Regions from separate parts of the Homo sapiens genome. Here region 2 is linked to region 1. Evidence: chromatin loops called from intact Hi-C (ENCODE). Cell type or tissue: PC-3. All regions are shown on one strand. Links, peaks and the distances in the headings refer to the core of each region. The heading gives the core; the rest is flanking DNA. Region 1 holds the start of LOC124908059 (a long non-coding RNA gene). Region 2 overlaps LOC105373664 (a long non-coding RNA gene).

Region 1 (11,056 bases), core at 1,674-9,673:
TTCATGTTCAACCCTGTCATCATCATCTAACTCTGATGGGAGATTTTCAGCATTTTAGGATTTAGACAGAGATCCAGAGCTTATGTTTTGGAGCATGGCATTCATATTAAAATTTACAGAAGAAGTGTAGTGTCCAATATTTCTCTACATATTACTTGTTTGTTTTTTTGTCTCATGTAATGTTTATGTGAAGAGAGGTTTTTAATCATTTTAGAAAAAATGGATACTATAGAAATATATCAAATATGTCATGTGAAATATAGAAATATATCATGTGACAGATCAAAGAAAACCTGTCAAAGCCCCAAACACCAAAACGTATGGGGCCAAATATTTTATGCTATATATTGAGATTTCTCACAGTGAGAAATCTATTAGACTATTATTTTTAGCAATAAAATTAGGAGTTAACATATATTGGACATTATTGTTTGTGCCACACACTGCCAAGAGCTTTGAATCTCATTGAGTCTTCACAGCATCCCTGTCAGGAAAGCATTTTTATTTTTCCCATTATAAAGATAAGTCAACTGAGATTTAGGGAGATTAATTATCAAAGATCAAATAGCAAACAACAGAACAAGGCAGGGATGTTTCAGAATGACTATGTATGAATTCTTCAAAGTAACAATTTGGTTGGAAATTGCATTGAAAGTAGTATTTTCAGAGAAGCACAAAAAATGAGAATGTATTAATTGTCCAGGTCATAAGTGGGGAGAAGAGGTGCAGTGTTCCCTCTTAATGTTGTTTTGCAGCTGGGATTATTATATTAAGAATAAAATGTTCTAGTAACCCATAGATTGACATTCCCATTCAAAAGAGTGAAAAAAAAGACTGCCATATCCAAATCTTCCCCCAAAACACACGCAATCCATATGGGGCTTGGGCGATCCAGAGCCGAGGTTCAGCACTTTTTCTCTAAGATTGGATTTCATTCTGCTAACAGCGTGTTGGCTGAGTGCCCACTAGCAAGCAATTAAGACTTTGTGCTTTCCTGCATTTTAGTAGCTCTCCTTATGAAACATGCAGCCACATGGGAATAGAAGCTTTGCCAGCACGGGTCACGGTCTGGGAGCAACATCAGGAGAGTTTCTATGCTCTCAGGACTCACAGTCTTCTGGAAGGTTGAGGAGAGGATGGATGGTTGATTGGCTGTGCCTGTAAGAGAAGATGAAGGAGGGAATCTGAGAAATGGAAACTATAGGAAGATATCAAATTAAAGTTAGGAGAAGAAAGTCAAATGCTATTGTGGAACCTAAAAAAAAGAGAGAGATAAAACAATTTCTGAAAATTAAGAAGCAATTGGGTTAAATTAAAAGGGGACAAAAACTGAAGTCTTGATGAGAGTTTCTTACCACTGAACTTGAATGATGTCCTCATTAATTATTTCTTATAACCAACACACATGTGTTGAGTATCTAAAATGTGCCAGATACTGTGCTAAGGACTGGGGATGTAAAGATGAATGAGACATCTTCATGTGAGGGTGGGTAAGAGGAGCAGCAGAGCCCCCAGGCATGTCAGACTCACTGGGTGCTGTGCCATTCTTATGGGCTCTGTGTAAATGGAGGCCTGCCACGGATACTGCTTCTGTCTCCCAGCTGCACTTCACTTTATGTCTGGAAAACATGACTGAGCTGGACCTAAGGTATGGTATCTTAAAAAATTAGGTAGCTTTATATAAAAATAAAATAATCTCCTTGCAAAGAAGCCTTTCACATCTGAAAATCAAATAGGGCACATCAGTGGTTTCCAATCTGATTGATTATTCAAGACCTCCTAGGCATGATTTTACAGTACAGTTTTCTGCTTCCTACTCCTGGAAATTCTAGTTCAATGGATCTAACCAGATATATTCTCATAATATAAGCATTGTCCTGAACAATTCTGAAAAGAACTAAAATCTCAAAAACAGTGTTTTCCGCTTCACAATAGACTTTGTTAGGTTAAAATTAAATAAAGAACTACTGTCTTATCAGATATAACTTGCATATAATGTAGAAAAATTCAAATCAATAAAAAACTGCCCTTTGAATCATTAATACAGTCCCTTGAATAAGCAATCTCAATGGTGTATATGAAAGCAAACTTATACACATTATCTTTTATTACATTAACTGGAGCATAAAGGTATATAATTAGTAATTCATACTTTCTTACTGTTTGAAAAATTGAGCATAAATCAGGTTTATATTGAGTCCTAGTCTCATCAGTGACTTGATGTCTTGACTTTAAGGGCCTTTGGATGTCATGCAAAAATTGCAACTTTATGTAAATTATGGTCTGGATCAAACTATTTCTCAAGTATCTTTAATATGCTCAAAGATCTGAGTCATAAAAATTCTTGGGTTTAAAACATTATTTTTTAATTATATAAATAAAGTCTTATGCAGATTCCTAATGTATCAAAAAAGATAAGAGTGGACCTTTAGACAATAGCAGGGGTGGGGTCCCAGTGCTACCTCTTTGGCCACCATGTTAGCCTCAGTAGGAGCTCCTAACCTCCCTCTGCAGAACTCCGGAGTTCCACAGGGTACAGAGGGAAAACAAAGAGTATCCCATTTTTAACTTTATTTCCAAGAAAATCCCCACAATTTGAATATTATAATGATTCCCTATAGATATGTGAGGTTAGTCCCTAACTGGCTATCCATTTGTTAAATCCCCCAGTGCCTTAGGCCAGTTAAGTGCACACTTGGCCAAATCTGGCCCTCTGGGTCACTCCACTGGGACACTCCAAGTGAGGTAAAAAACACAAGCCTATTTGTCAAACCTAACTAGGTTCAAACCTCTAATCTCCATTCACCAGTTAAATTACCAGGAGCAAGGTAGTGAAATTTCCAGGGTCTTCTTCCCATGGCCTGTAAAGTAGGGATAATAAATTCTACCATTCACTCTGGTTTCCACCTGGTCTTTAGCATAAAGACTAGTGCTTGGTATTTCTCTTCTTGCTTTCTTGGGAATTGATCAGGTTAGGAATTGGCGAAGTTGCTCTAACTCCTTCAGGCCTATTCAGAGCTTATTTCTTTCATGTCTCTACACTACATTTACTTCTTATGATACAAAAGAATAATGAGATTCCATTAACAAAAAATCGCTACAACTTCTTCCATGGAACTGAAGAGAATATCTTATTAAATTCCTGTTTTCTCAAATATGTTGGCCACACCTTAGATTATAATAATTATTTACTATGGTCTTCAGATATGTTTATGTATTAATAATCACAGAAGGTAAGTTTTGTTACACATCACTGCATTTCAATATGCTCTGGAAAGTACACACCTCAACATAGAAATGGTATTGCATATTTAAACATTATTAAATAATGAACACTTATTGTCATGTATAAGCTGCAAGATGGAGGGAGGAGTAAAAAAAGAGTAAGGTGACTTAACACTGTCGTACCTTCAATGGCACTAATGATGTCATGGGAGAAAAAGAGAAAAACTTAAGAAACAGCATAGAGGTCCTTTTGAAAAACCTAAGAATTTTTAAAAATTCTTTGGGTTAAGTAATGAAAGGCAAGGGCAACTAGCTTGTGAACAATCTCCTGAGCAATGTTGTTCTGTGTGTTTACTGGGCTCCCAAGCCTGAAATTATCTTCCCTCTATACCACCTAAATGTGTTCACTTATCCTCAAGCCATCTGAAATCACATTAATTAAACAAATTGTGTTAAATAAAAATGGTTCTTAAAAAAAAAAAAAAAAAACATAGATGAAGCTGTATGTTGGCAAAGAGAAAGAATAAGACCCTCTAAGCAAAGTATATTGTGTGTATAAGGAACGTGTGTGTGTGTGCATGTGTGTGTGTGTGTGTGTGTGTGTGTGCATGCTCACATGCATTCCCTGAGGACTACAAGAGAAACAACAACAATAACAACAAGAATGATGAATGTGTCAGAGGTGGGGGTTCCATCTCATTTTTGAGATTAATTTTTAAGCCAGTATAGGCAAAATAAAGAGTTGTTTAACTCTCACAGCTTACTACATGTTATTTTCAAATGAGTTAGTAGAGTGGCACATGGTCCATATATAGCTTTTGTATAATGACCAGATTTTTCTAAACCATAAATGCAATATAAGTATAAACTAGTGTAACTGAGATATTTATTTATATTTCTATCGGGTAGGACACCTGTTTATACAATTATTTCAATATTGAGAGAAAAATTTCCCCAAATTCTGCATTATCAATGCACTTCACAATGATTTTGCAAGCACCTAGGGCAGAGAACCCAATGTTTTATTTTGGCAAGGGAAGCTCTGTAGAAATATTTGCAATATTTTGTGCTAATCCCTCCACTAGTCACTTTAGTGTGGCAAATATTTGTTCTAGTGGACTTTACTACAGTAACAGAGTACATCAATCTGTTGTTTTAACCTTTTGAAAATAACCTTTGTGTCTTCTTGAAGGAAATAAAGAGTCATTGATGAAACCTTTGAAATTTTCAACTTCTTTGCAATAAGGTACCTGGAAGAGAAATTGGTGCGTTATCTCAAGGGAATAGATTATAGGGAATTGAGTGCATCTCTGCTTACTTTCTTGGCTCATAGCTTTATGGATATCAGGGACCTAAAAAGTAAATGGTGGTCAAAAAGAACAAACATTTATTAGAGCAGTTAGAGAGGACTGGTTTGATATTTGCCAAGTTTCTTCTCAATAACATGTTTGGCAGCTACCAAATGACATGGCCTGCCCAGAGTTGATTTTGACGAAGCCTCTGGGATGTGTTAAAAAGTAAACCAGAGCAAATCACATACTGGAAAGCATAACTCAATCAAGGAAAAATGTATGATTAAGGGTGACATGGGCAAGGAAAGCCTTGCCAGAGCTCAGGGTAAATATTTGTATCAGTGTGAAGAGAAAGCTTCGTGACGCTGATGTCAACCAGCTGGAATTTTCATTGTTTATAAACTTTTGTTGTTAGAGTTGAATTCTGGCAGAAAAGGTACCAAAGAAAGAGCAATTTCCCAGCATGAGAGTTTGAATTGTGATAAGGCAGCTTGACCAGAAACAAATGCAACCATGCAAAGTTTCAGCCACTTTTCCCTTCCAGAATTCTCCTGCCAAGAAGCAACCTTCTTGCCTTAAATCTTACTTTGACAAACTTCATCAGGATTAGTTAAAAGAAAAGTTTTTGGCTTGTTCTGTTTCATAAGAACTTATGGCATCATTTTCCTCAGATAAACATAAAATGGAGAAGAATGTAAATGAATTTCTGTTAAATTTTTGTACAAAAGAATATTGCCATCTGAAGTAGATTTTTAATGATCGAAAATAAACGCCTTGGTATTAAACCCAACTTTGTGAATAGTGTCTATTAACTTTATGACACCAAGCTATTTATTTTTTACCTCAGGGTAGACTATTGTATATTTTTAAATAAAAAAGTACAGCAATTAAAAATATTTGGGCCCTTGATTTAACTCACCAACTATTTCTGTTAAAAAGAAATCTGTATTTTCTCCCTAAGCTGTGTTTTGTTGTACTTTTCAGAACTTTGAAGGTAGCCAAAAGTTATAAATCAAACAATATCACAAGGACATAGGTTTGTATAAAAATTTACAGTAATTCAGAACACATAACTCAACTTTCAGGCAGAAAAAGAGAGATTGTTGGAAACTGATTCCTGACACTTACTCTTCCTCTCAGAAACAGAAGCACATAGATGGTGCTCTATTGGCAAAGAAAGACACCCTGAGTTTCCCATTTCATAGATGGCCTACTAGCAGAAAACTGCAGCATAGATACTCTCTGAATAGTAACCCTTACTTCTCCCTCAAGGTAGCCTGGAAGTTTCAATCCGATCTACTTTCAGTGAGGGCTGAGTAGTGACATTCACTGAACAGGATATGCAAATAACTCAAAATTCCTATCAAATTATCCTTTGTTTTAATAATTTTGTGTTTTACATAAACTTCAATCTGATTGGCCTAAGACATAGCACAATAAAAATTACATTGATATGTTGCTTTTGAGAATCCTGAATTACCTCTATCCAGGAAAAAGAGCAAACTCAGAGACCCTCCATTTGTACACCCTAACATAGAATGAACCGAAGGCTATCCCTGGCAGTGCAGAAACTAGACGCATCATGAACATAACCACATTACCCAGATGCACTAAGAATAGAAACCAAGCCCCTGCTGGTGTAATTAAGAAATCTTTTCTTCCAGTCCTGGGCTTTAGAGACCTGGATCACTAACTAATTCCAATTTAGAATGCTCTTTTGATAAGGGTTTTTGTAAACTAAGAAGTGAGCTGAACATGAAAACTTTACATTATAAGTTTCTGAGCTAGCATGTCCCACTTATGCAGTAGAGTCTCTGGCTTACACTGGCTAAAGAAACAACCTTCAGAGTGTGGCTATTTCTGGGACATCACAATGATGGTGTATTTTCAGGAGCCAAAGAAGTGCCAGTGACTTCCACTGGAATTTGCACATTTCTGTTGCATTGTGGTGCACTCACAGCCTTGGAGCTCAAAGGAATGCACAAAATCCAAACACCATACACAGAGCTAGAAAGCCTGCTAGGTGGGAGTTCTGGGCTCAGACATAGTTAGGCTTTAGTTATAGTAAGTCATGCAAAGATACAAAGGTGACCAGTCTGTCGCTGAGTTACTTCTTCTTATCCCTCTCCTACCTCTCAATGACAGGACATTCACTAGGTCATTCTGTGTTGCGGATTGGGACCCTCGGGCATTATATTTTAATTAAATGGTCAGGTTATTAATGCGTGGAAATCAGTCACTGCAAGTGTTCAGCTACCCATTTTTCATACATAATGCGTCCATATCAACATTATAACAGCCATCTACTAAAGATTTACATGGTCACTTTAAAAGAAGAAGCCTTGATAAATACTTGAATTAAAGATTCTTGGGATCATATTAAGGGACTAAGAGGTCAAGTCTCATTGCTGATTTATTTCCCCTGCTGTGTGGTGATTAAGAAACCACTCAGCCCCTCTGTTTGTAGGTTCAGTTTTGAGTTTCAAAACACAAAATATTTAGTCATGTGTTTATGGTACACTAACATGTACTTAGTATTTTGTTAGAAAGGTAGGAAATTCAGAATATTTTCTTAAAAACTATTGCTATAGTCTAATATCACATGTTTTTCTAGCCTAATCTCCCTTTTTTGTGGCACCAGTGCTGTTATCTTTTGGGAATTCTCCTCCCCTCACTTCAACCTTATGTTACTGCAGAAGGTTAATACAATTTTTAACCTCTTGCCTAGCCACATTTGATTGGTCCAAATTAAAGAAATCAGAGTACTTCCTAAAAATTTGACATAAGAATAAAACTTTCTAGCTCAGTTTAGATGCACTCTTGAATGAAGCAGATGCAAACAAACCTAGGGTCTGTTGGAAGCCTTATACCTCACTGTACACTGAGAATGAGACAAAGCCAGATAGCACCAAAAGGAAAGAATGGAATAGGTAAGGAGAGCTGAAAAAAAATAGTTTGGTTTTTGTGTCCCTGCTACCAGCTAACCCTTGCCTATCTACGTCTTTCTCCATGAGATATTACATTAATGATTTTTTAAAAGACGCTTCTTTTATCATATTCTATACACCTTACTATGTACCCACAAAAATGTTTAAAAAAATATATATTTAAATTAAAAAGACACTTTACTTAAATCAGTTAATTTGGTTTTCTTACCTTCTACAGCCAAGGCCCTCAAGGAAATGATCAAGGTATTTGTTGAATGACTATTGTGTACAAGGCTGATTACATTCAATCTCTTAAGCAATCCTAGAACTTTGAGTAGGCTTATTTCCATTTTAACGATGAAGAAACTAAGTATCAAGGAAGTTAACTAACTTATTCAAGGTCATACATTTAGTCACATCAGAGTGAGTCCAAACTCCATCCTCTTGCACAGCTTGCAAACATCCTTTGGAAATCTTGAGAAAGAAAAATTCTCCTGCATTAAATAATTAGAGAATATGATAAAGTTCTGAATATTATAAGTGGTGTTATGATTACAGATAAAGGAATGTCAATTCAGGATGGAGTACAAAGGAAAAGTGTCTCAGACAGAACCCTCTGAGTTACAAATGAAAGAAAACATGTTCAAACTAACCTATTGACTCAGGAGCTCGAAAATCCAAGGGTTAGTCTTGCTTCTCACATAGCTGGATCTAGAACTCAAAGAAGTCCATCAAGACTCTGTCTCAGTCCCTTGATTGCTTGTCTCATCCTTGGTTTCACTTTTAGGCACACTGACTACAAATATTTGCCCTAAGCATGCTCCAAACGCTTTCAGGGCCTGCAAATGTACATTTTAGGCTTGTGTAAAATAGGGATGCCTGGCTTGAAGTCCTTCCCCTCTCCCTGAATATGGAGCCTAAAAAGGGGCCTATTTTGGGCCCTGGAAACTGACAACTGTTTGGCAGAAAATTCTAGTGTTTTTGTACCAAGGCAGGGGTATGTTTCCGGTAGTCATGTCTCCTTTGCTCCTTAGGAAAGGGCAGGGCAGGGGAGCAAGAGTATGCCTTGGATGGGGACCCTAGTAACCCACATCTAAGAGGAATACTGGGTGGTAACCAGCACCATCAGACTTTTAAGAATTAATAGAAAGTCCAATAAAACATTAACAGACAAAAGTTCTAAAAGTAAAGCCATATAATTAAATCCTATTGGCCAGACTTTGGTCCAGTGCTCAACCTTGGCCTAATTATTATTGCCAGAGGATTGGACTATGCTAATTCGGCAGTCCTGGTTTGGAGGACACATCTGGAACAGGGTGTTGGGGTCAACACCACAGAACCCTACAAACAGAGAGTGGTTGAGTGGTTATGCTGCTACTTCAAGCCACACAATAGACACTGAGCAGGGGAAAAGAACACAGCCTGACTACATAAAAGAGTTATAACTTGAGATAGCAAGAACTATTAGAACAAGACTACTACCGGATTCTGAGCAGTAACCTGAAAATAATAGCCAACATTTATTCAGCACTCAGTATGTGATAAATCACTTTGCTAAGAACCTAAAATATGTCATTTTATTAACGTAAGAACCCTGAGGCCAGGCATGGTGGCTCACAGCTGTAATCGCAGCACTTTGGGAGACCAATGCATGTGGATCACCTGAGGTCAGGAGTTCGAGACCAGCCTGGCCAACATGATGACACCCTGTCTATACTAAAGATACAAAAAATTAGCTGGGTGTGGTGGTGGGCACCTGTAATGCCAGCTACTTGGGAGGCTGAGGCAAGAGAATCACTTGAACCTGGGAGGCAGAGGTTGTAGCAAGCCGAGACCTCACTACTGCACTCCAGCCTGGGCAACAAGAGCAAAACTCTGACAAAAAAAAAACAAACAAACCCTGATATATATATATATATATATATGGTATGTATATATTATTATCTTCATTTTATAAATAAACTAAGGCTTAAAGAAGTTAAGCAAAGTGCTTTGTGACAAAGGTAGGAATAGATCTCAGGACTGTGTAACATCAGCATCTTTTAATTAGCTTCTACAATATGTACAGAATATTCCATTTCTCACACATTCAGCTCTGAACATGTGATGTTATGAAAAAAACATCTGAAAAAAGTCTTGCAGAGTTGTAATTCTAGATCTTCAATTCTATGCCAAGTCAAAGGTGAACACATGAAGATCTCGGTACAAAGATGTTTTCCTCATAAGCCTGTTCCTCTGTAAGAGCTTTGCCTTTAGCTCAAGATAGTAGGTCTGAAGACACTGGAGCCTGAAGTCTCTCCTTGCAGACTCAGAAATTTTTCTATTTTGGTTTGTTTTTATTTTTATTGTCTTTATGGTTTTTTTGGCTACAAACTGTGTAATTTTGTTTGCCCAGGGAAGGGATTTGGGTTTCATACAAGAATCAAAGCTTAAAAATTCTGCTAAACTCTGGCAGATATTTTCATGACTCTCAAAATTCAAGACTGAAAAAAAATCTTTTTCTCTTGTTATTTTTCCTATTTTTACTTTTTTTAAACCAATTTTAGATGGTGATAACACAATTTTTTAAATTCATGGAATTGTGAATCGTTAATGCAGTCAATGGTACAAAATAAAAGTAATATAACATTTGCACATTACAACATATTTTTTTTCTACCTATGGCCCCTCTTTTCCCCATTTGTAATCACGTTTATGAGTTTTGGTGTAGTTTTTTGTACCTTCGTAGTGTTAACAAAAGTATTATGTAAAACTATTCCATCATAAAGTTTAAAACTTTTAGTTCTCATGTCCCTCACTACAGTTTTTCATATGAAGTCAGTCATAGTGGCAGGTATTTCACATTATTTTTTTCTCATTTGAAATCTTGCAAAGTGTGTCTCATCTATTCTTCAACATATTAAAGGGCTAGTTTGGGTGCCAGTAGTCTCTGCAACTTCAGCTAGGTCCAAAGTCCAGCTACAATGACCAAAGCTGACATTCCTGATAGAGCCAGGCATTTATGGAGCAGTCAACTCCTGTCAAGGTCTCAGGGCTGTGGGAGTTAAAGAAATAAAACCCCTGAAATGGGCAAGAACTCATTTACTGTGTCCAGAAGCCATCATATAGAAGAAGAATACCACCTGGAATTTCAGCAGGCAGATGAAGACATGAGTGGGTGTTCATGACATGTGGGTTTGATTCAGATTCAACCTAGGAAAGACGGTAGTGAACAATGCTGATGAACTTTCAACATCTTTGCAATTACGGGGTGATTCTTCTTCTGTACTCAATTCCAAGCTCTGCAGAGGCAATTTTGTTTACCGCTGTAGCCCCATTTCCTGACTGGTGTGAGACAATAAACAAACATGGAATAGAAAGCCTAGAAGAGGAGAGAGTGCTTCTTCAAAACATGTTCAAGCAATACTCAGATCTCCATGCTAGGAGAAATTTGTGAAGAGGCTGATCTGTAAGCCTCCATCCAACACTAGGATTCTAGGATTCTCTGAATAACAAAATCAATTACTAGTTGGATTCATCTAAGAAAAGGCAGAAAATGGATGGCACACAAAGAACCACTGGCCCAGGCCCTGCAGGTGATGCTGGAAGTGGGGGTGGTGCCATGGGCTGAGT
Region 2 (11,056 bases), core at 1,751-9,750, 140 kb after region 1:
GCCTAGACACATTTTAAAAAGCATTTCAGCCATTGGAGAAGCATAACACAATTAATTTTGGTTTAAAAATATGACAATAATTTAGACCCTTCCATTTTATGTAGAAACGCATTGTTTCCCTTTAATAGCACTTTAATGCTATCTTATACTATTAATATAAAAAAGAGATTTTGTACTTGAAAATTGGAAAATATTTAATATGCAAGAAGAAAAATATGTTCAAAAATAGACCTGTGATTGTGAATCTCCATAAGCTAGCCACTTATTATGATGTAAATATTTGGGGTTTCTATGTTGTGTCAAGTCAAGGTGTCCAGAGAATCAACCAATCAAAACAAAAACAATAACACAGATTTAAGGCCCTGTATTACATTTCACTCATTTAGTGAAAAAAAACAAAAGTCAATGAATAAAAACACAAAAGCTCTATTTATATATTCAAAGATTATTTTTTAGTAATTCAACTTTGAAACTTTGTTAGTATTAACAAGAATTTGCTTTAAGAAACTATTTCTGGCTGGGCACGGTAGCTCTCTCCCAGCACTTTGGGAGATTGTGGTGGGCAGATGACCTGAAGTCAGTTGTTCAAGACCAGCCTGGCCAACATGATGAAACCCCATCTCTACTAAAAAGACAAAAATTAGCCAGGCATGGTGGCTTGTCTGTGATTCCAGCTATTTGAGTGGCTAAGGCAGGAGAACTGCTTGAACTCGGGAGGTAGGGGTTGCAGTCAGCCGAGATCATACCACTGCACTACAGCCTGGGTGACAGAGCAAAACTCTGCCTCAAAGCAAAACAAAATTATTTCTTTCCCAGGCTCAAGCAATCCTGTCACCTCAGCCTCCCAAGTAGCAGGGACCACAGGCACATGCCACCATGCCTAGCTAATTTTTTTTTTTTTTTTTTTTTTTGTTAAGATGTGGTCTCACTCTGCTGCAAGAAACTGTTTCTTAAGACTGCACCCTAAACTCTGGAAATAGATCATATGAATCCCCTTTTTGGTCAGTATCATATTTTAGAAGTGGTATACTCAGATAACAGTGTCATCAAGAATGGGGATTCTCCTTTGAGCCTAGTCTGGTCTGCTTTTTCATAGACGCGACTTTATTTAAAGCCACAATAGCTGCCAACAAGAAAGGCTCAAGTAAGCCGAATCTGATCCAGACTCAGTCATGACGACACCTCTGGGGCCAAAGTGTCCTTCAGTTTCATTCTGATGAAAAAGACCCAGGGAAGAAGCACAAATATGGAAAGGCCAAGGAGAAACGCGGGAGGCCCCTATTCCTGGCTGTGTCCTTTTCTTTTCTGTATCAGCCTGTCTTTTTCAATGCTGAAACAGTGTCTTAATTCTTCCATGTGGCACCAGGAATAAAACTGTACTCTTAAGAAAGAAGATGAAACAACAAGTATATAGCATACAAAAAGCTCTTTGCCGTCATTATATATTTTAATAATAATAACAATATTTGAGAAATATTAGTATCCCCATTATAAAATGAATACATTTAAGTCAAAAAGGGACGATTTATTTTGTCCAGCCTCTTATAGAGATTAAGTGGTGAAACTGAGATTTCAATTCAAATCCTGTGACTCCAAATTTACAGTTCTGTACTGTTTTAATGTCTCTCTAATTAGTCCATTCACACTGAGAAGGGAAAAGATTGATAGAGATTTAAGTAATAATTACTAAAATTACCTGGGAACTTCAAAATATTAATAAAGATTTCTCAACTCCAGCTTTAGCTACTATGTTTGAAAAGATCTAGGGTTTTGTAAGGTGTCTATATATTTTTAAAGTTTTTTCTAAGTAATTGCTGCTGCTCAGCCAGATTTGGGAACTTCTTTAAAGTATTGAGACAGTGTTAAAGAATTTGCAAGAATATTTGCATTTTTCAGAGGAGAAAATAAATCTTTTAAAAGAAGCATTTCTACTCAGAAGTTTTGCATTATGTAGATGGTTTGAGAAGGCATTTTGAGGAGGGGGGCAGGTTTCCTGGCACCTCTAAAATCATGACGTAAAGAGAAATACTCTCCTTTCTCAAAACTGTACTCTTACTTGCATAGCGCATGCATGGATGCTGATTTGAAAAATAAGTCAGTAGGCTGCTTATCATTTCTGGTAGAACATAGTCTACAGAACACATTATTTCAAGATTTAGCTTCATCTTTGTTAGCCGCATGGACTTGAGAAAAAATATTTAGCCTTCTTGGGTCTTAGCTTGTTTGTTCATTAAAGGCAGATATTCACATGTATCTCATGGGGTTATCCCAAGGACAAAACAAGCTGTTGTACAGTGTTTGGCCTAGTAGATATGCAACTAGCATTCATTTTAAAAGGATGTAGACTTTGAACAATAACTGTTTGAACCACAGTGACCTTCTATTTGTCAATGTATCTCATCTTATGTTTTATTTTTCTTAGAAGATGCTGCGAAAATAACTTTCCATGAACAAATTTGTTTGGCCAATATAGAATAACTCTCATTGAGAGATTCATAATAAATAAGTTAAAAATCTTGAAGTTTTTCATGAAAAAGATGAGTTTAAACCATAATTTCTATAAACACATGTAGCTATGGAGACCTTTTCCTTATGGGACACCTATTAATATCATAGAAATGATATCCAAAAATAAAAACTTTGGGAAAAGATTCTCCTTTTATTACAAATGTCTTCACAAACACATACAATTTTGCACTTAGGCAAATTGAGAGAGTGTAAAATGAAACTTCAGAGTGTAGAATTTAATTGTAAGTAGGTATTATACTCACATTGTAATAGAGTAGCAGAAGTGAAATCCATCTATAATATGAGATTCCATGTACAGCTGATTTTTTCCTGTTTGCATGTAAGTGTGAATATCTATGTGTATATGTTTATATGAGTATGTCTTCACGTGCGTGAGTTCGTTTGTATGTGTATGTAGAATCAGGAATATTTTTGTAATTACTATATCAATTTGTGAATGATGTATGAAATGTAATTCCCCGTTCAATAAAAAATGATTTATAATCAGTGCTATGCTGTTATACTCTTTATCTTATATGATAAATCTAGACTTACTACTCTTAGAAAGCCTATTAATTTAAATATCAAATCTAAGAACAAATTTAAAATAAAATACTTTAATTTATTTTCCCACATTCTCTCCTACTCTTCAGAGTTCACCTCTACTGGCTGGTATTTTCTCAGATAACCAGTTTATTTACAAAAATCCAAATAACTGAAAATTATGTTGTACACAAAGCTGTATTTAAGTTCTTTCAACATTTGAGGCAAAGCAACAAGAGATTTGACTTCCTCCAAGACCAACTTAGGGTCACTGCTTGTTTGTTTTCCTTCACATGGGCACTCCAGCCTTCCTTAACATCCAATTTGCTTTCAATCAGTGGGTAGTTAAGCTTCAGAAGGAATCCAGCCAAAATAAGCCATCCTTCTGCCAGGCCCAAAGTCTCCTTTCCTACTACTCTCTCTGGGTTTCCTCTTATAACTTACCCTTCACTTAGTTCCATGGAATTTGCCTGGGCTTTCTGAGGGACAATTAACTTCAGGGAGTCATTTGTATATTTCAAACAAAGTGGCAGAATCACTATTCCTGGAGAAAGTAATTGGCAGAAAAACAAAAAATCAACATGAGGACAAGCCCCTCTTCTTACCTTGGCCTTGTTCATAATGACTTTCTACTGATTCTGAAAATGTGGGTTGCTAGGGATAACCTCTTGACTATGACTGCCTCTCTCTGTCTCCCTCTCTCTGTCTCTGTCTCACTCTCTCTCTCTCTATATATATATACATAAATAATATATGCAATATATTATATATATCTAAAGTGAATGAATTATATACATCATATATAAAATGAATTATATATCTATATATATATATAGAGAGAGAGAATGCACATAATAAAGAGGTGGTCAAATTCATAGTGTAAGAAAATTATTTCACATAAGTTCAGGCTTGTCTAAAGCTGTGGAAGCAAGTGCATCTACCACTGAAGGATACACTGCTCTATGCTTCTTCATTTTTTGTCATTTTCTAAGCAATATATCCAGGTTTATCCACACCCCTACCAGTCTCCAAAACTCAAGTCCTGTACTTTCTCTTTTCTGAACACAAACTTTAATAAAAAAGGACCGTAACACATGCAGCCTACTAAACAACACTGCAGAGACTTTAGCTCACCTGATCTGAAGCATCTACCTGAAGGTACCTTGGTTTTACTTTCTGATTTCTCCCCTTGGGCGCCCCTTTCACTTAACAGGCATCCAACTCACCCATAGCAATCATGAACTACAGAATTTAGGAGTGAGAAACCTTCCCTAAAGATACATCCAAAAATGATTTTTTCTCATATCAAGAGCCCTTTAAAATTCTTTTTTAAAATAACACTTTGAAAAAAATAACATCTGTTTAAATCCTTTTATCATGATTTAAACACATTTTCAGTTATCACATTTTTTTCTTATTTTTTTCTTTTTTTTTAAGTTCTTTTTATACCTGTTACCATGGACACAATGTTGCTTGCCTCAGAGTCTAATTAAAATGGTTCCTTGCTCAGCCAGGGATTTAGAGAAGAATCACGTGTTGGGGGAGTGGCATGAAAATCTGAGGAAACTACTGTTTAGGTTCTCTTGATAGAAATGTTTCTCCTCTACTAAAATCTTCTTTCCATTTTACAAAAAATGTTTTGACCAATAAATTTCCAAAAAGACCCAACACATACTGTTTAGAAAATTATGCCCCAGATTTTAATCTCATATGCCTCTGATCTTTGGGTAGGTTTCCATGGGTTATAAAGCAAGGATCTGGTATCTGTATACCAAATATACAGAAGAGGAGGGGAGAGAGGAAATATACACAGTGGAGGGGAGGGAGGAAATTCCCTTCTTGCTAAAATATTGAATATGTGATAGTGGGTCCAAAGTAGAATTTTTAAAATATATTGACAAAGGAATTTTCTACATTGAAATCCTTCTTCCTGTAAAATCATGCTTTATCTCTTTTTATACAGTTGATTTCCTTATTTTGGACTAAATCTCTTTATTATTTTTGTTAAGAGAAAAATCAAACATTTTAGGTGGTCACAAGCTTTGCTTTAACTTAATTGTGATAATGGCTTTGTGTAATACATCATCATGCAAGCGTGCATTTGAAATGAGATAAGTCAGAAATAATTTCTTTTTTTCCCCTTCAATTATAGTGCACACCATTGACAATGTTGACTACCGGGCTGATCAGAATAGATGATGATAATGGAGAAAGTTTTCATGGTTTTCTAGCAAGAGTATAAGCACAGTACTTAAAATCTTCAGGAGTAGAGAGACTTTACTATTTTATTTATTTTCCAAAGCCCATTCACTTTTGTGATTTTAAAAAATTACATACGATCTTAACATAGTTCTCATATCATCCAGCTTCTTATTAGAGAGAGCTGAAAGGTGTTCCAATGATTATTTAATATGAGCTCCTAATAGTTTGGGCCTGGGAGGTCGAGGCGGCATTGAGCCAATATAATGTCACTGCACTCCAGCCTGTGTGGCAGAGGGAGACCCTGACTCTAATAATAATGATAATAATAATAATGATGATGTGAGCCCCTATCTCTTGAAATCTGTCATGACTTTACAATAAGCTTTACCTGATGGTACATTTAGATGATTCTATGTTGTGTGGTTATTAAACAAACCACATAGAAATGAAATTCTATTGAGCAGCAATGCAGTAACAAGTAGTGGCCCAAGCAGCATCCAGCTAATGAGAAGTTGACTAGATGCTGTGGCAAGACATGAGAATTCAAGCAGAATCTGAGTTAGTTGCTAATAAACTACAAGACATTTTGTTGAACCGTCACACACCCTCTCTAATACCAAAGGGTGGGCCCATAGTCTCTAATTTTCTTCCACTTCCAACATTCTGCTATTCAATTTTCTAGCAACAGCTAAATCAGTACCTCTCAAACTACCAATGACTTAGGCTAGCAATTAAGGATTACATTTCCCTGAAGCATAATCTTACTCATAGATTGGGAGAATTAGTTATGTGAGAGTGAAGAAGGAAATTTTCTGGTAGATGAAACAGACTCTCCATGAATTTTATGATGAACTGTGGAATTTTACAGAACTTGTTTGATTATGGTAGGTCGTTTTGGGTTTTAACCACAAATCCCCAAATGTCCAATTTCTTTGTCGTTAAGGTAACTGTACGATATTAGTTGGTAAATATTGTTTGGTTAACTTCATTTGATTTGTTTGTCTCATTCATATTTCGCATTAAAACTGGTGGTTTTTCATTAAAACACATTGCCTAGGTTTTTAGACATATCCTCTACTGTTGCTGAAAACAAGAAACTTAGTAATTTATTATGTTTTTCCCAAGCAGAGAAAACCGCAGTTTTTACATTGAGCCTATAGGAAAAAAGCGGGGAAAAAATACAACTTACTTCTCATTTAACCCCTAAATTGTTTCTCCTTTGACCATTCTGCTGACTGTTTCATCAAACAATATACCAACGCCTGAGTAAATAATAACTGGTCTGTCCCACACATAGTTTATAACCCACAGAAGCAGGAAAGGTCCTTGTAAGGATGCCAGATGACTCTGGCTTGACTAAGGGACAAAAAAAAAGGCAAATATTTCCAGAAAATCAAGTTTGACCTTACCCTTGGTACTTTGAGAATGAAATTTAAAATGTGAATGGAATTCAATTCACTTATATCTATAGCTATTCTTTCATGGTTAAGAAGGCTATAGGAGTAAGGAAAAGTAATGCATTACCTATATTGTCTTGGTTATACTAAATATATACTTTCTTTTTATTTAATTAGTCACTTTGGTGTGTTTAGTTTCGCATTCAAATTAAGATGAAATCCAAAGTTTGAAAATTAAATTTAACAAAGTTCCAAAGCAAAAGGCCACACTGATTCGAAAAGGTGCTATAATTCACTTAGGGATTCTCCTAATCTAAACAGTATTCATTAATTGAAGAAGTATTTAGTAAGCTTCTTCTATGTGACAGTGCCGCATGAGGTGATTTAGATATAGGGAGGAACAAAAGACAGAAGGATTATTCTCTTACGGAGTTTATATTCTACTGAGAGAGGCAGGTGATCAACAACAACAACCACAACTACAAATATGCAATTTCAGAGAAAAATAAGATTTGTAAAAAAACATTAAAATTAGTTGGGCAAAGCTCTGTTTCTTTAGACTGGAATTTGTGAAGGTAAAATTTAAGCTAACAATGGAATGACAAAGGGAAGCACAGTATATGAAAGTCTGAAAGGGAGAATTTCCAGAAAAGGCCTTTAAGACCGTGGTCAGGAGTTTGAATTTCACTTTAAGAAGGGGGAAGCTTCTGGAGTATTTCAGGCAGTGGAGTGACATACATGATCAGGTTTATACTAGCTAACTCCTACTCATCAGTCAGATCTCAGTCCCAATATCACTTCCTCCAGGAAGCATTCTTTAGTCAACTAGGATCCTTTGTTAGATCCCTTCATGACACTGAGATACTTTTCTCAATTGCATTTTGCCAAAAGTTACAACATTTACTTTCTTTGTCTGCTTGTTTTATTAAATCTCTCTTCTCTATTGGACTCTGAGCTTCGTGAAGTTAGGAACTTTGCTATTGTTTGTCTTGTATATCCCTGTTTCTAGCACAACATCTCAATAAAATTCTTTTAAGCATATGCATAAACAAATGAACTATAAATTAATAAATGAGTAAAACATTATGTGTAAGAATGGAAAAATTTAAAAGTCTAGGAATTACAAATACTAAATATTTGACAGACATTGAGGAAGACAAAAAAGTTAGATAAACTCACTTCTTCTCTAATCCACCTGACTTAGGAAGAAGGAGAGTTGCAGAGTGAAAGTCAAATCAGCCTTGTCCTGAAGCCAAGGGCACAGACATAGATGGATTGATATTCTGACTTTTATTTCTGTTCTTTGCTGATGACCAGATTTATCATACAATAATTATTATAGAACATACATTTAACTGCAAAAGTATGTCCCATATCTGCCTGGAATAATTTTACTCTTTGCTTGGATTAAAGGTTTTCTCTGATATTTCCCAGTGGATTCAGAGAAGACTGGGAAACATATTATCCTTGTTTTTGCTTTCTTCCCGGTTGATGAGTCTATATTCTCCAGGAACACGTCTGCCCATTGTTTTCCTGTCTTTTCAAAGGTGTTAAATATCCACTTATTTAGTGGACAAAAATATCTGTTCTTAGTTCCATTCATAACTAGAAAAAAAGACTTTAGCCAGACTAAGATACAGAAGCAAAAGCCCCTGTAGCAAGAGAGAACATTATAAGAACCAGAATGCGTAGTTGCAGCATAGAGGGGGAGAGAGAGTGTGTCTTCAGGTGTCACAGATATTAGTCCTATAGACAATATAAGAGATTTTATCTGTAAACTAAGAAAAATGGAATATTAAAGAGGAAGAAAATGGGAGAGGTAATGGCATTGTCAATAATTTATTTTTAAATTGCAACTCTGGATTCTCTATGAAAGTGATGGCAGGCAGAACAACAGGTGAGTACCTAATGGCCAAGGTAAGAGATGATGGCACCTTTGACTAGGAAAGTCCCAGTGATGAAAAATAAAGGTAAATACATTAAGAAGATATTAAAGAGGTAAAAGCTACTGTTCTTAGTAATATGTTGTGCAGGAGTAAGGACAGTGTCAAGGATAACCCCTAGATGATGGTGCCATTGACTGAGATAAGGACACTTGGAGGAAAACAAGTTTGAGTTTGTTTTTGTACATAATAAAATTGAGTTCCTTCTGGGACTCAATTGAAAATTTAAAATAGGCAATAAGATATAAGAATCAAGAACTCAGGTGAGAGTAATAGAAATGCACATTTGAAAGTCATCAGCTTATGAATGATAATTGAACTATGTTCAATAAAATTCCCCAGGAAAAACAATATGGTGAGAAGAGGGCCTGGCATTGAGCCTTGAGGAACTTCAGAAAGAAAGAGATAAGGCTACCAAGGACACCCAGAAGAAGGTAAACTTCTGCTTATGTGTTACCTTATACAGGAAAGGGGAAGAGAGTGAGACAGTTTTGATATTCAAATTTATTTATTTAATCAATATATACTAAGCACTGTATTATGATATTACTATAGGTTCTAGAGATTCAAAGAAAAGTAAAACACAATCTGTGACAACACAGCCTTGGTAAAAATCTAAGCAGTTCTCCTAGGACAATCAATTTTAAAAACAGGAAAGTTGACATCAATGTAATCAAATAAAATATTCATTACATTTTTTATTCTCAGATATGTTGCGTTTCACATGACTTCTCTATTTTCTTATGAGAATGCATATATTTGACCAGGAAAGAGAAGACTGTAGTTTAAAAAAACATTATACTACTCTGACCTTTTTGATATTCTATTTTTTGATTGGCTAGATTGGAATATCTTATCATGTCCATCCAAGTAAGGGCAAGACTGTAAACACTATCAACTTGACTAGTCAGCCAATCAAATTATAGGGTGTTATAAAGGTCAAAGCAATACAAAGTGCTACGATAATTTACATAACATATGTGCAGCATTACAAGTCCAATATTTCCTTCAGACAAGGATTGAACAAGAACATAAAGGCCTGTGACTGTTTTCTCCTGACAATGGTAGTAGAAGTGGAAAAAACTTTTGGCAAAATTTTTCGTTGAGATTTCTAGAAATTGCTACTGAAGTTAAAAAGTACGTGTGTGTGTGTTTATGTGTGTATGTATGTATATATATATGTATGTATTAGTTGCATAGCTGACTCCAGGTCTCCTGACTTATAGACTGATTTATTCCTTGCCTCTGTCACTTTCTTGGAACTTGTCTATAAACTTCCTACATTCTACCTAATAAATAATAAATATATATATGTGTGTATACACATATATTCATTATAAGTATATACATATACATATGAATATACATACATTATATATATTCATACATATATTATATATGTATATACATATATTATATGTGTATATACATACATTATATGTGTATATACATATATATAATAAATATATACACATATGTTTATTGCATATGTATGTGTGTATATACATATATTCATCAGTTATTAGAATTATATTTTATATATACACACACATATATATATTCATTAGTTATTAATTGAAGTGGATTCAAGGCAAGAGAAAGGATGTAGGAAGTTCATAGAGAAGTTTCAGGAAAGTAAAAAGAGAGCCAAGGAATAAATCAGTCTGTAAGTCAGGAGACCTAGAGTCTGCTATGCTACTAATTACTTGTGAGACTTAGAAAGGTTATCTGATTTCTTGGACCTTATTTTCTTATTCTTTGAAGGGAGAAATATCTTCATAATTATTGATTTCAATAATAGGTGAAATGATTTTGTTAAGTATTCAACAGTCAGTATGAAATTATCTCTGCCTTCAAAGTACATACAATCTTACAGGACAAAAGATAAGAAAATAAGCACTACTGAGATTAGTTTATGTAGTGAACATCTTACAGTAGATGGCCCCTGCCCTTGTGGAATGATCTACATTTATATTGATGATGATACAAGGTATGTGTAAAATTCTCATGATCTTAATGTTTGTGGGCCATTAAGTTCTAGATTAGAGAAATAGTTCAAGATTCAACAATGAGGCAATAAGAGGCTCAACATATTAGTGATAGAAATGCCATGATTCATCCACATTAAAATTTTTTTGAATTAGCCCCTAAAACCTTCCTACCATTATAGGAAAATAGTGGCTGCTATTCTTCCATTCCCCTGCCATTAACATATTCTAGGCATAATGTGATCTGCTGTGGATTATTTTTTCTTTCTTTGCAATGATACTATTGATGTTGAAATAAACATATATTAAAATGTTAAGAAGGCAGGGAATGGCAGTGGATTGAGTATGATTTTTAAGGACTTTTGCTTTCTAGATCAATCACAGAAATATCAAAGACTAAAAATTCAAAAGTAAAAAGTAACTTGTAATATAGTAAGTTATGCTAATACTAAGTTAAGGTTTGGAGGAATAATAC

The links. A loop is a pair of places that touch in the nucleus more often than their neighbours do. Peaks named below come from ENCODE experiments on the same cell type or tissue, not always from the same donor. Only the 100,000 strongest peaks of a DNase experiment are listed, where the experiment ranks them.
Region 2: it touches region 1 in a loop (3-fold over the local background); 2 of 110 quality-filtered maps call a loop at or near these places.

The regions. Positions count from the first base shown.
Region 1 is chr2:145,754,805-145,765,860 of GRCh38, reverse strand. LOC124908059 (a long non-coding RNA gene) reads right to left here and starts at 8,200. Exons shown (of 2, transcript XR_007088682.1): 1 at 8,098-8,200; 2 at 1-1,158. In PC-3, for the core only: a CTCF peak has its summit at 6,129; a DNase peak (open chromatin) is centred at 4,800; H3K27ac peaks cover 1,537 bases.
Region 2 is chr2:145,618,842-145,629,897 of GRCh38, reverse strand. It overlaps LOC105373664 (a long non-coding RNA gene), which reads left to right. Exons shown (of 8, transcript XR_923414.2): 2 at 8,936-9,027. Among named protein-coding and RNA genes, the nearest start is that of LINC01966, 740 kb to the right of the region's middle. In PC-3, for the core only: no CTCF peak of the experiment used is centred there; a DNase peak (open chromatin) is centred at 6,567; H3K4me3 peaks cover 582 bases; H3K27ac peaks cover 2,363 bases.